Linked DNA regions of Homo sapiens: region 1 is linked to region 2. Evidence: read pairs that join two places in POLR2A ChIA-PET (ENCODE). Cell type or tissue: MCF 10A. All regions are shown on one strand. Links, peaks and the distances in the headings refer to the core of each region. The heading gives the core; the rest is flanking DNA.

Evidence for each region. Peaks named below come from ENCODE experiments on the same cell type or tissue, not always from the same donor. Only the 100,000 strongest peaks of a DNase experiment are listed, where the experiment ranks them.
Region 1: POLR2A ChIA-PET joins it to region 2 with 20 read pairs; 18 of 35 experiments call an interaction of 5 or more read pairs at or near these places.

The regions. Positions count from the first base shown.
Region 1 is chr20:36,136,785-36,142,160 of GRCh38, reverse strand. It overlaps a transcript of EPB41L1 not described here. Among named protein-coding and RNA genes, the nearest start is that of EPB41L1, 15 kb to the left of the region's middle. RefSeq lists an enhancer at 3,236-3,285. In MCF 10A, for the core only: a CTCF peak has its summit at 3,327 (motif pointing right); a DNase peak (open chromatin) is centred at 3,350.
Region 2 is chr20:36,082,477-36,087,852 of GRCh38, reverse strand. No RefSeq gene overlaps it. Among named protein-coding and RNA genes, the nearest start is that of NORAD, 34 kb to the right of the region's middle. In MCF 10A, for the core only: no CTCF peak of the experiment used is centred there; DNase peaks (open chromatin) are centred at 1,872 and 2,442.

The sequences.
Region 1 (5,376 bases), core at 244-5,243, 54 kb before region 2:
TTCTACAAAATACGTTTTTTGTTCTTTTTTCTTTTCTTTTTTTTTTTTTTTGAGATGGAGTTTTTGCTCTATTGCCCAGGCTGAAGTGCAGTGGCATGATCTCGGCTCACTGCAACCTCCGCCTCCTGGGTTCAAGCAATTCTCCCACCTCAGCCTCCCGAGTAATTGGGATTACAGGTGCCCCGCCACCACGCCTGGTTAATTTTTGTATTTTTAGAAGAGACAGGGTTTCACCATGTTGGCCAGGCTGGTCTCGAACTCCTGACCTCAAGTGATCTGTCCACGTCAGCCTCCCAAAGTGCTGGGATTATAGGCGTGAGCCACCGTGCCTGGCCCCAATTTCTATAAAATATGTATGTATGTGTACATGCCTAGAAAAAAGCAAACAGGAAATATTTTAAAACATGTTACCAGACGTTGTTTTATGATAGTGGAATTATTTCTTTTGTGTACATTTGGGTCTTGTTTTGTTGCTTACTTTCTGGTATATATGTGTAAACATATTTATATAAGAAAGGTCTGTTACCTTCACCTCTCTCAAAGCTTCTGGCCTGAACCATTGAAGGTCCCTCCTAGAATCTCACTAGAGCCCCCACCTTTCAGCAACCACAGCCCCCCTTGGGCTGCCTCTCTGGCTTTGAACTTTGCTGCCCTCTTCAGTTGTTCCCTGGAGTTTCACTAATGGGGCCCATCTAGCCAATTCCCACAGTCTCCTGACACAGGCCCTCACAGCGGAAGTACCCTCCAGGGCTCCCTATTCATGCATAGAAACCTAACAGAGTCCCATTCCCTCATCTGACAGTAAAAGAAAAAAAAAATAATAAAGATGACAGTCGTAGTGAACCTTCACATTTCTACTTTGTCTTCCTTTTTACAGAGCACTTTATTATACATGTTTCACTTAGCCCTCCCATTGGTGAGAAAACTGAGGGCCAGCAAGTACAGCAGCACAACACTTGCCAAAGGTCATAGAGTGAATCAGGATTCACATGCAGGTCTGATATTGACAGATAAGGAGGTAAATGGAAGAAATGAACACGTAATCCTGAGCCCACAGTCTATGAAAGGGGCCATATTCTACAAAGACCCTCCTCCTGCCCCCAGCGCCTTCTCCCAGCTGCTGTCCCTTGCCCAGAATCCCACAAAACCCCATCTGGGGCCACATGCCCTACATCTACTCATCAGCCCATCATTCCCTCCCAGCTTTGGAAACAGGCTCTTGCTGCCTCCTCGGAAATCTTAGCAACGAGACATCCTGCAGCACCACCCTCTCCACCTGTGGGCTCTTCCATCTTGGGCCTGTCTCATTAGGGGAGGGGGTGGCTAGTCGGGCTCTCTCATGGGGGTGGGGGCTGTGACACCCACACACGGCAGGGGCAGGGGAAGAGAGGAGATGAAATCAGCCTGGATGGCCCTCACTCTGGGCCTCCTCTTGCACTATTCATTTCTTGGGCTTCTGATTATCTGCTGACTGGGACAAAAAAAGAAGCCAAATCCTAGGGCATGAATTCTAGTCCATTCCAATTTTATTTTTGCATTTCTGAAATACACGGATTCTTCCAACCAGAATATTAATATTCAAAATAGCAATAATAAAAGTATTAGCAACAAAACAGCTACTTTATTCAGTGCTTACAACCACCCTTGAGAAGTCATATCCCCACTTTACAGATGAGAAAACTGAGACTCAGCTTGCCTGAAGATACCTAGCTAATAAATGGAAAAACAATTGTGTCTGACATCCAAGTGTATACTTTGACTACCATGTCTCTTAGAAAGCACTTAATCCTGGTTGGGTGCGGTGGCTCATGCCTGTAATCCCAGCACTTTGGGAGGCCAAGGTGGTTGGATCACTTGAGGCCAGGAGTTCAAGACCAGCACGGCCAACATGGCGAAACCTCATCCCTACTAAAAAAAAAAAAAAAAAAACATACAAAAAGTAGCCAGGTGTGGTGGCGCGCACCTGTAGTCCCTGCTACTCAGGAGGCTGAGGCACAAGAATCACTTGAATCTGGGAAGCAGAGGTTGCAGTGAGCAGAGATTGCGCTTCTGCACTCCAGCCTGGGTGACAGAGCGAGACTCTGTCTCAAAAACAAACAAACAAACAACAACAACAAAAAAAAACCACCTAGGCCGGGCACGGTGGCTCATGCCTGCAATCCCAGCACTTTGGGAGGCCAAGGTGGGCGGATCACCTGAGGTCGGGAGTTCGAGACCAGCTGACCAACATGGAGAAACTCCATCTCTACTAAAAATACAAAATTAGCCAGGCATGGTGGCACATGCCTGTAATCTCAGCTACTCAGGAGGTTGAGGCAAGAGAATCGCTTGAACCCAGGAGGCAGAGGTTGCGGTGAGCCCAGATCGTACCATTGCACTCCAGCCTGGGCAACAAGAGTGAAACTCCGTCTTAAAAAAAATAAATAAATAATAATAAGAAGAAAGCACTTAATCCTATCCCTTTACTGCACAGATGGGGAAACTGAGACCCAGAGAGGGGAAGGGCTTTGTAATCAGTCAGCATCTATTTATTTACTGAGCAACAACTAGGTCTGAAGCGCTGAGCTAGTGCTGTGAATGAGGAAAAATTTAAACTTCTGTGTTATTGGATAGACAAGCTGTGACTCTATGTATTAATCATTGCTAAACCTAGGCAATGGGTTCACAGAAGTGCATTACACTATACTCTTTATTTTTATGTATGTTTGAAATTTTGCATAACAAAAAAATTTTTTTTAAAGGATGACAGAAAGATAACTGACTATCATGCAAACCGTAAGTCTGGCTTGAACTTATAAAACTCGAAACAAATTTAGGAATATTTTTGCTCTGATAGTTTTGAAAATCAGAAAAAGGCAATTGTACTGGAATCTACTTCATAGCCTTTCTTTTCCCACCTTTCTGTAAAATTTTCTGCCTCTGTTGTTGCTAGGAAATCAGTGAGCCAAGAGAATCCTCGTTGGCCTAGCCGGGCCGTCTCCCTTCCCACACTGCCTCTCTGGGGGTACAGCGTCCCTGTACCCAGGAAGCTGGCCCTCTTGGGCCGGCTTTCTGTGGATCCACAAGGCAATCACCACAAGAGGCTGAATAAGAGCCTGTCAGTCACTGGGAGACAGGCAGCTATAAATCCAGAGGACCATGATTAGAAAGCAAATTACAGGCCTCCCGCTCTAAGTTTCCAACTCACAAAACTTCTTGGCAGTCAAAGGGCCTTTACTTAAGTTGTTCAAAGTTTCCAGAGAGAGTGAACACACACAAGGCAAGAGAGAAAAAAAAAATGGGACACAACAGAGGCAGAAAATTCTATAGACAGGTGGAGAGAGAGGCCACTGGGAGGCAGCATGTCACAATAGTTAAAAGCAAGGCTTTGGCGGCAGGTCAAAGCTCCAGTGCATGTTCCAAAGCTTCCTAGCTGTGAGACTTTGAGCAAATAACTTAACCTCTCTGAGTCTTTATTTTCTCAGCTACAAACTGGGGATAATTCTTCCTACTACTCAGAGTGGACGCAGGGATTGAGTGAGGCAATATATGTCAAATCATTAACCCAGTTCCTGGCACATATTAAGCATGCAATAAATAGTGGCTTTAAAAAATGTGCTGGCTGGATGTGGTGGCTCATGCCTGTGATCCCAGCACTTTGGGAGGCTGAGGCGGGCAGATCACCTGAGGCTGGGAGTCGAGACCAGCCTGGCCAACATGGTGAAACCCTGTCTCTACTAAAAATGCAAAAATTAGCGGGCGGGGTGGAGAAGCTGTAATCCCAGCTACTCGGGAGGCTGAGGCAGGAGAACTGCTTGAACCTGGGAGGCAGAGGCTGCAGTGAGCCTGAGATCGTGCCACTGCACTCCAGCCTGGCTGACAGAGCGAGACTCTTGTCTCAAAAAAAAAAAAAAAAAAAGTGCTAACCATACAACCCAGCAATTCCACTTCTGAGGCTATATCCAAAATAATTGAAAGCAAGGTGTCAAAGAGATCTCTGTACAGCCAAGGCCATAGCAGCATTATTCACATAGCCAAGAGGTGGAAGCAACAAGTGTCCATCGACAGATGAGTGGATAAACAAAATGTTGTACATATATACAATGGAATATTATTCAGCTTTAGAAAGGAAGGGAATTCTGATACATATGACAACATGGGTGAACTTGAGGACATTATACTAAGTAACAAAAGCCAGTCACAAAAAGACAAACACTGTATGATTCCACTTATCTGAGGTATCTAGTCCAATTTGCAGTTACAGAAAGGAGAATGGCAGCTGCCACAGGTTGGGGGAGGAGGAAATGGGAGTTATTGTTTAATGGATATAGTTTCACTTTTTTCATATTAAAAAATTTGGCTGGGCATGGTGGCTCATGCCTGCAATCCCAGCACTTTGGGAGGCCGAGGCGGGCAGATCACCTGAGGTCAGGAGTTTGTGACCAGCCTGGCCAAGATGGAGAAAACTCATCTTTACTAAAAATACAAAATCAGACGGGCACGGTGGTGCATGCCTGTAATCCCAGCTACTCAGGAGGCTGAGGCAGAAGAATCGCTTGAACCCAGGAGGCGGAGATTGCCGTGAGCCAAGATCGCGCCATTGCACTCCAGCCTGGGCAACAAAAGCGGAACTCAGTCTCAAAACATAAAAAAAGTATTCAGGCTGGGTGCGGTGACTCATGCCTATAATCTCAGCACTATGGGAGGCTGAGGCAGGAGGATAACTTGAACCCAGGAGTTTGAGACCAGCCTGGGCAACATAGTGAGACCCAATCTGTATCCAAAAAAAATTTTTTTTAATTAGCTGCCCCAGCGCAGTGGCTCATGCCTATAGTCCCAGCACTTTGGGAGGCTGAGGCATACGGATTACTTGAGGTCAGGAGTTTGAGACCAGCCTGGGCAACATGATGAAACCCTGTCTCTACAAAAAATAAAAAATTAGCCAGGTGTGATAGTGCATATGCCTGTAGTCCCAGCTACTTGGGAGGCTGAGGGGCGAATATCCCTTGAGCCCAGGAGGCAGAGGTTGCAGTGAACCGAGATTGAGCCACTGCACTCTAGCCTGGGCAACAGAGTGAAACCCTGTCTCAAAAAAAAAAAAAAAAGGAAAGGAAAGAAAAGGAAAAAAAGAAAAACTTAGCCAGGCATGGTGGCATGCATGTGTAGTCCCAGCTACTTGGGAGGATGAGATGGGAGGACCATTTGAGCCTGGGAGGTTGGGGCTGCAGTGATCGTGCCACTGCACTTCAGTCTAGGCAACAGAACAATACTCTGCCGTGGAAAAGTAAATTTTAAAAAATTAAAAAATTCAGGCTCACACCTGTAATCCCGTTACTTTGGGAGGCCAGGGCAGGAGGATTACTTGAAGCCAAGAGTTCAAGACCAGCCTGGGCAACA
Region 2 (5,376 bases), core at 134-5,133:
GAAACCACTGCAGTGGTCCAGGAGATAAAAGAATAGACTGGGGCTGGGCACGGTGATTCATGCCTGTAATCCCAGCACTTTGGGAGGCCGAGGAGGGTGGATCACAAGGTCAGGAGTTCAAGACCAGCCTGGCAAACATGGTGAAACCCTGTCTCTACTAAAAATACAAAAAAATTAGCCAGGCATGGTGGTGGGTGCCTGTAATCCCAGCCACTTGGGAGGCTGAGGCAGAGAATTGCTTGAACCCGGGAGGCGGAGGTTGCAGTGAGCCGAGATCACACCACTGCACTCCAGCCTGGGCGACAGAGCGAAACTCGTCTCAAAACAAAACAAAACAAAACAAAAAACAAAAAAAAAGAATAGACTGGGAGGCCATGGGAATGGAAAGCCAATGCAAGTGTGACTTGAAAGAGGCACTGGCACTAGGCTGGTAGTCAGGAGCTGCAGGTTCTAGTCCTGCCCCTGCCATTAACTTATTGTGTAGTCTCAGGTAAATCCCAGCCCTTGAGTAGATCCCTTCCTTTATTCAAATTTCAGAGATCCCATCTGTAAAATGCAGAATGATCTGCAATATCCTTCCTAACTCTGGATTCTGTGAATGGGAGAGAGATAATGAAGGATAACTGGGATGATGTATTAGAAAGCCTTCATACACTTCAAAGTAATAATATCATTAGTACAAGTACCATTGTTATTATTATTTCAAAGGCAGCCTCACCAGAACGTGGTGACTGGACTGGTAGGAGGGGACAGGACAGAGTCAAGTGGCCTGCATCTGTGGGTGGACAAGACACCAGGATCTCTGATCTTTTGGGAAGGTCAGCTAACCACTGTATCCCTCCCCCAAGATCTGTGAAGACAAACAGTATTCTGTGCCCTGTCACCTCATTAACTGCTTCCTCATTCCTTTGAGCCACACCTTATACTTGGCTAAAAGAAGCAACCAATTCTAAGAAAAGTTAGCCTCTGTACTCCCTCCTTTCAATGTTCAAAAATGGGTCCTCGTCTGGGACTTTCCCTATATAATAATAAGTTTCATCATCTCATATAGGAATAGCCAACATTATTGAGTACTTAGTATATGTTAGGAAATTTATTTACATAATTTTCTCACCCTGGGAGGTAGCTGTAATGGCTTATGAAGATCTATAACTTTCTCAGTCACATAGCTTATGAGAAGGATTCCAGTACAAGTCTGTGCGATTTCAAGGCTGCATTCTTAAAGATTTTTTTTTTTTTTTTTTTTTGAAATGGAGTCTTGCTCCATCACCCTGGCTGGAGTGCAGTAGCACTATCTTTGCCCACTGCAACCTCCATCTCCCGGGTTCAAGCGATTCTCATGTCTCAGCCTCCCAAGTAGCTGGGATTACAGGTGCCTGCCACCATGCCTGGCTAATTTTTGTATTTTTAGTAGAGATGGGGTTTCACCATGTTGGCCAGGCTGGTCTCGAACTCTTAACCTCAGGTGATCTGCCTGCCTCAGCCTCCCAAAGTGCTGAGATTACAGCCGTGAGCCACCCTGCCCGGCACCCTAAAGATTTTTACTATGTCTTTTTGTAGCAACTTAGGGAGGAGGGCAAGATCAGTGTTGTTGCCACTTTATAGCTGGGGAAACTGAAGCTCAGAGAAGGTAAATTCTGTCATTTGGACAAATTAGTAAAGTCTTCTATGGTGCAGTTTGGTGCTGTTTCTACTTCTCAGAGCTTCCTCCTCTGCACCTTCCAGGACCTCCCCAGTCCTCCTAGGAGTGATGAGTAGAGACTTGCCCAGACTACTTAAGGGAAGGACTTACACTTGTCCTTCTCCTGGGGAAGGGAAAGGTTCCTGAAAGGTGAAAGTTAATTTCCACCTCCCCTCCCCACCCACCAACTCACACACCCTAAACCAGGACCTTGTGGTGACCCGCGCTGAAGGCTTACAGAGTGAGTCATGCGGGGCTGACCTGTCAGAGTCACCCAAGCACAAGATACTAAGCTTAGTTTAGAGGGGTGGAAAAGTAGGCAAAGTGCTCTCATCCTCAGGAGCACAGTCCACTTGCAGCTTGTGCCCCTCACTCCTTTCATCCCAAAATACTGCAAACATTTGGGAACACTGTACAAGGGCCTTAGAGCAGAGGGAACACATGACAAATAAGAGTGAGTCCAAGGAGTTGAGATTGGAGTGGAGCCTTAAAGAGTGAATTCAGCACACAAATTAGGTAGAAGGGCCCTCCAGGCTGCAGGAATGCCCTAAAGCTTAAATATATTTGGATTCCATCTAACAGGCAGTAGGGAGCCATGGAGTTCACTATGGCTTTGGAGACTGTCTGAGTTTGAATCTGCCTCTGTCCCTTCCCAGTGGTTTGATCTTGGGAAAGTTACTCAACCCCTGTGGTTGACGTATTATTTTTCTCCATTATTTGCCCTTCCCTTGGCCAGTAAGAGAATTATCCATCCTAGCCAGTTGCCATGTGACTTGTGTACCTTCCAGAGGAAGGAGTGCACTTCCCCAGCCCATTGTCAAGCTTAACCACATGACTTCCTTTGGCCAATGAAATGTGAGCTAGAGAGATACATGCCAGTTCGAAGCAGAAACTTGGAGTGCCATTGCATGTTTGAGTCTGAAATCTTACTTTTTTATCTCTGCCACTGGAAATGTTGTGTCTTGGATAGGGCCTGCACCTTCAGCCTGGACCCTGGAATGAAAAGACACAGAGCAAAGCTGCAGTGAATCTACAGCTGTGATGTGTAATGTGATGAAGAAAGCAATTGGCTTTTTGTAAGTCACTGAGAGTTTGGGGTTGTTTGTTATCACGTCATACTTAGCAAATGCTGACTGGCACACCTCTCAACAGTAGGTGATTTTAGTAGCATCTACCTCACGGCACTGCTGTGAGGATTAAATAAGATTATCTCATGAAAAATGTCTAACCATTTCATCAGAGATTTATATTATAAAATGACCACTCTGCCCACACATAAATGGACACTGGATAAACAACAGAAATAGAATTTGCAAAAGAGTAGCAAAAGATGATGCTATATAGTGGGCTGAATAGTGTACCCCGCAAAATTCATGTCCCCTCAGAACCTCAGAATATTAACTTATTTGGAAATGGGGTCTTTCCAGATGTAATTAGCTCAAGATTTTAAGAATAACTCATCCTGGATTTAGGGTGGGCCCTAAATCCAATGACTGGTGTCGTTATAAGAAGAGGAGAAGACACAGGGAAACAGAATATAAAACGATGTGAAGATGGAGAGAAAGATTAGTGATGTGTCCACAAGCCAAGGATTGCTGGCAACCGCCAGAGGCTAAGAGAGAGGCATGGGAGGTTTTCTCCCTCAGAATCTTCAGAAGGAACCAGTGCTGCTGACACCTTAATTTCAGACTTCTGGCCTTCTGAACTGTGAGAAAATAAATTTCTGTTGTTTTAAGCCACCCAGCTTGTGGTAATTTGTTATGACAGCTCTGGGAAACTAATACAGATGGATTGTTTTAAAATAACACTGAACAACTTGTTAATCATTTGGAAAAAAAATAAAATGGCTTCCTACCTTGTAGCATACATTAAAATAACCCCCGGTTAGATTAAAGACCTGAATTTGAAAAGCAAAACTTTATGATCTTTAGAAACTAAAGAAAATCATCTTCAGGACCTCAGGGTAGGGAAATAGTTCCTTAACAAGACGCAGTCACAAATTGTATTACTCTGAGTTCTCCAGAAAAACAGAAGTGTTACTGGAAAGGGGTCTGGATCCAGACCCTAAGAGAGGGTTCTTGGATGTTGCACAAGAAAGAATTCAGGGCAAGTCCATAGGGTAAAGTGAAAGCAAGTTGTGTTTTTGTTTGTTTGTTTTTGGAGTTGGGGGGATGGGGGGAATGGAGACTCTGTCGCCCAGGCTGGAGTGCAGTGGCGCGATCTCAGCTCACTGCAACCTCTGCCTCCCAGGCTCAAGCAATTCTCCTGCCTCAGCCTCCCAAGTAGCTGGGATTACAGGCACCCACCACCATGCCTGGCTAATTTTTGAATTTTTAGTAGAGACGGGGTTTCACCATGTTGGCCAGGCTGGTCTTGAACTCCTGACCTCAGGTCACCCGCCTCGGCCTCCCAAAGTGTTGGGATTACAGGCATAAACCACCATGCCCAGTGAAAGCAAGTTTATTAAGAAAGTAGAGGAATAAAATAATAGCTACTCCTTAGACAGAGCAACCCCCAGGGCTGCTTGTTGCCCATTTTTATGGTTATTTCTTGATTATATGCTAAACAATGGGTGGTTTACTCATGCCTCCCCTTTTAGACCATATAGGGTAACTTCCTGACATTGCCATGACATTTGTAAACTGTCATGGTGCTGGTGGGAGTGTAGCAGTGAGGACGACCAGAGGTCACTCTTGTCGCTATCTTGGTTTTCCTGGGTTTTAGCCGGCTTCTTTACTGCAACCTGTTTTATCAGCAAGGTCTTTATGACCTGTATCTTGTGCCCTCCTATCTCATCCTGTAACTTAGAATGCCTAACCAGCTAGGAATGCAGCCCAGCAGGTCTTAGCCTTATTTTACCTAGCACCTACTCAAGATGGAGTTGCTCTGGTTCAAACGCCTCTGACAGAACCAATAGAATAGAGAGAGAGTATTATAAAAAATTAGGTCATGTGGTTATAGAAGCTAAGCCCTAAGATTTGTAGTCAGCAAGCTGGAGACACAGGAGAGCCAATGGTTTAGTTCTAGTCTGAGTCCAAAGGCCTGAGAACCAAGAGAGCCAATGGTCCAGATAAAAGTCCAAAGACAGGCCGGGTGCAGTGGTTCATGCCTATAATCCTAGCACTTTGAGAGGCCAAGGCAGGCAGATCACTTGAGGTCAGGAGTTCGAGACCAGCCTGGCCAACATAGTGAAATCCCATCTCTACTAAAAATACAAAAAAATTAGCTGGGTGTGGTGGCAGGAGTCTATAATCCCAGCAACTCGGGAGGCTGAGGCAAGAGAATTGCTTTAACCCAGGAGGCGGAGGTTGCAGTGAGCCGGTATCCCACCACTGCACTCCAACGTGTGTGACAGCGAGAACCTGTCTCAAAAAAAAGTCCAAAGGCAGGAGACGACAAAAGTACCAGCATGAGCACAGTGAGACAGGGAGAAAGAATTCTCTTACTCCACCTTTTTGTTCTGTTCAGGCCTTCAATGGATTGAATGAGGCCCACCCACTTGGGAAGGGCAATCTGCTTTACTCAGTCTACAGATTCAAAAGTTAATCTCATCTACAAACACCCTCACAGACACACCCAGAATAATGTTTAACCAAATATCTGGGCATGCCATGACCCAGTCAAATTGACACATAAAATTAATCATCATACAAATCAAAAATGAAAAAACTTGATATGGTCAGCCAGATTAAATG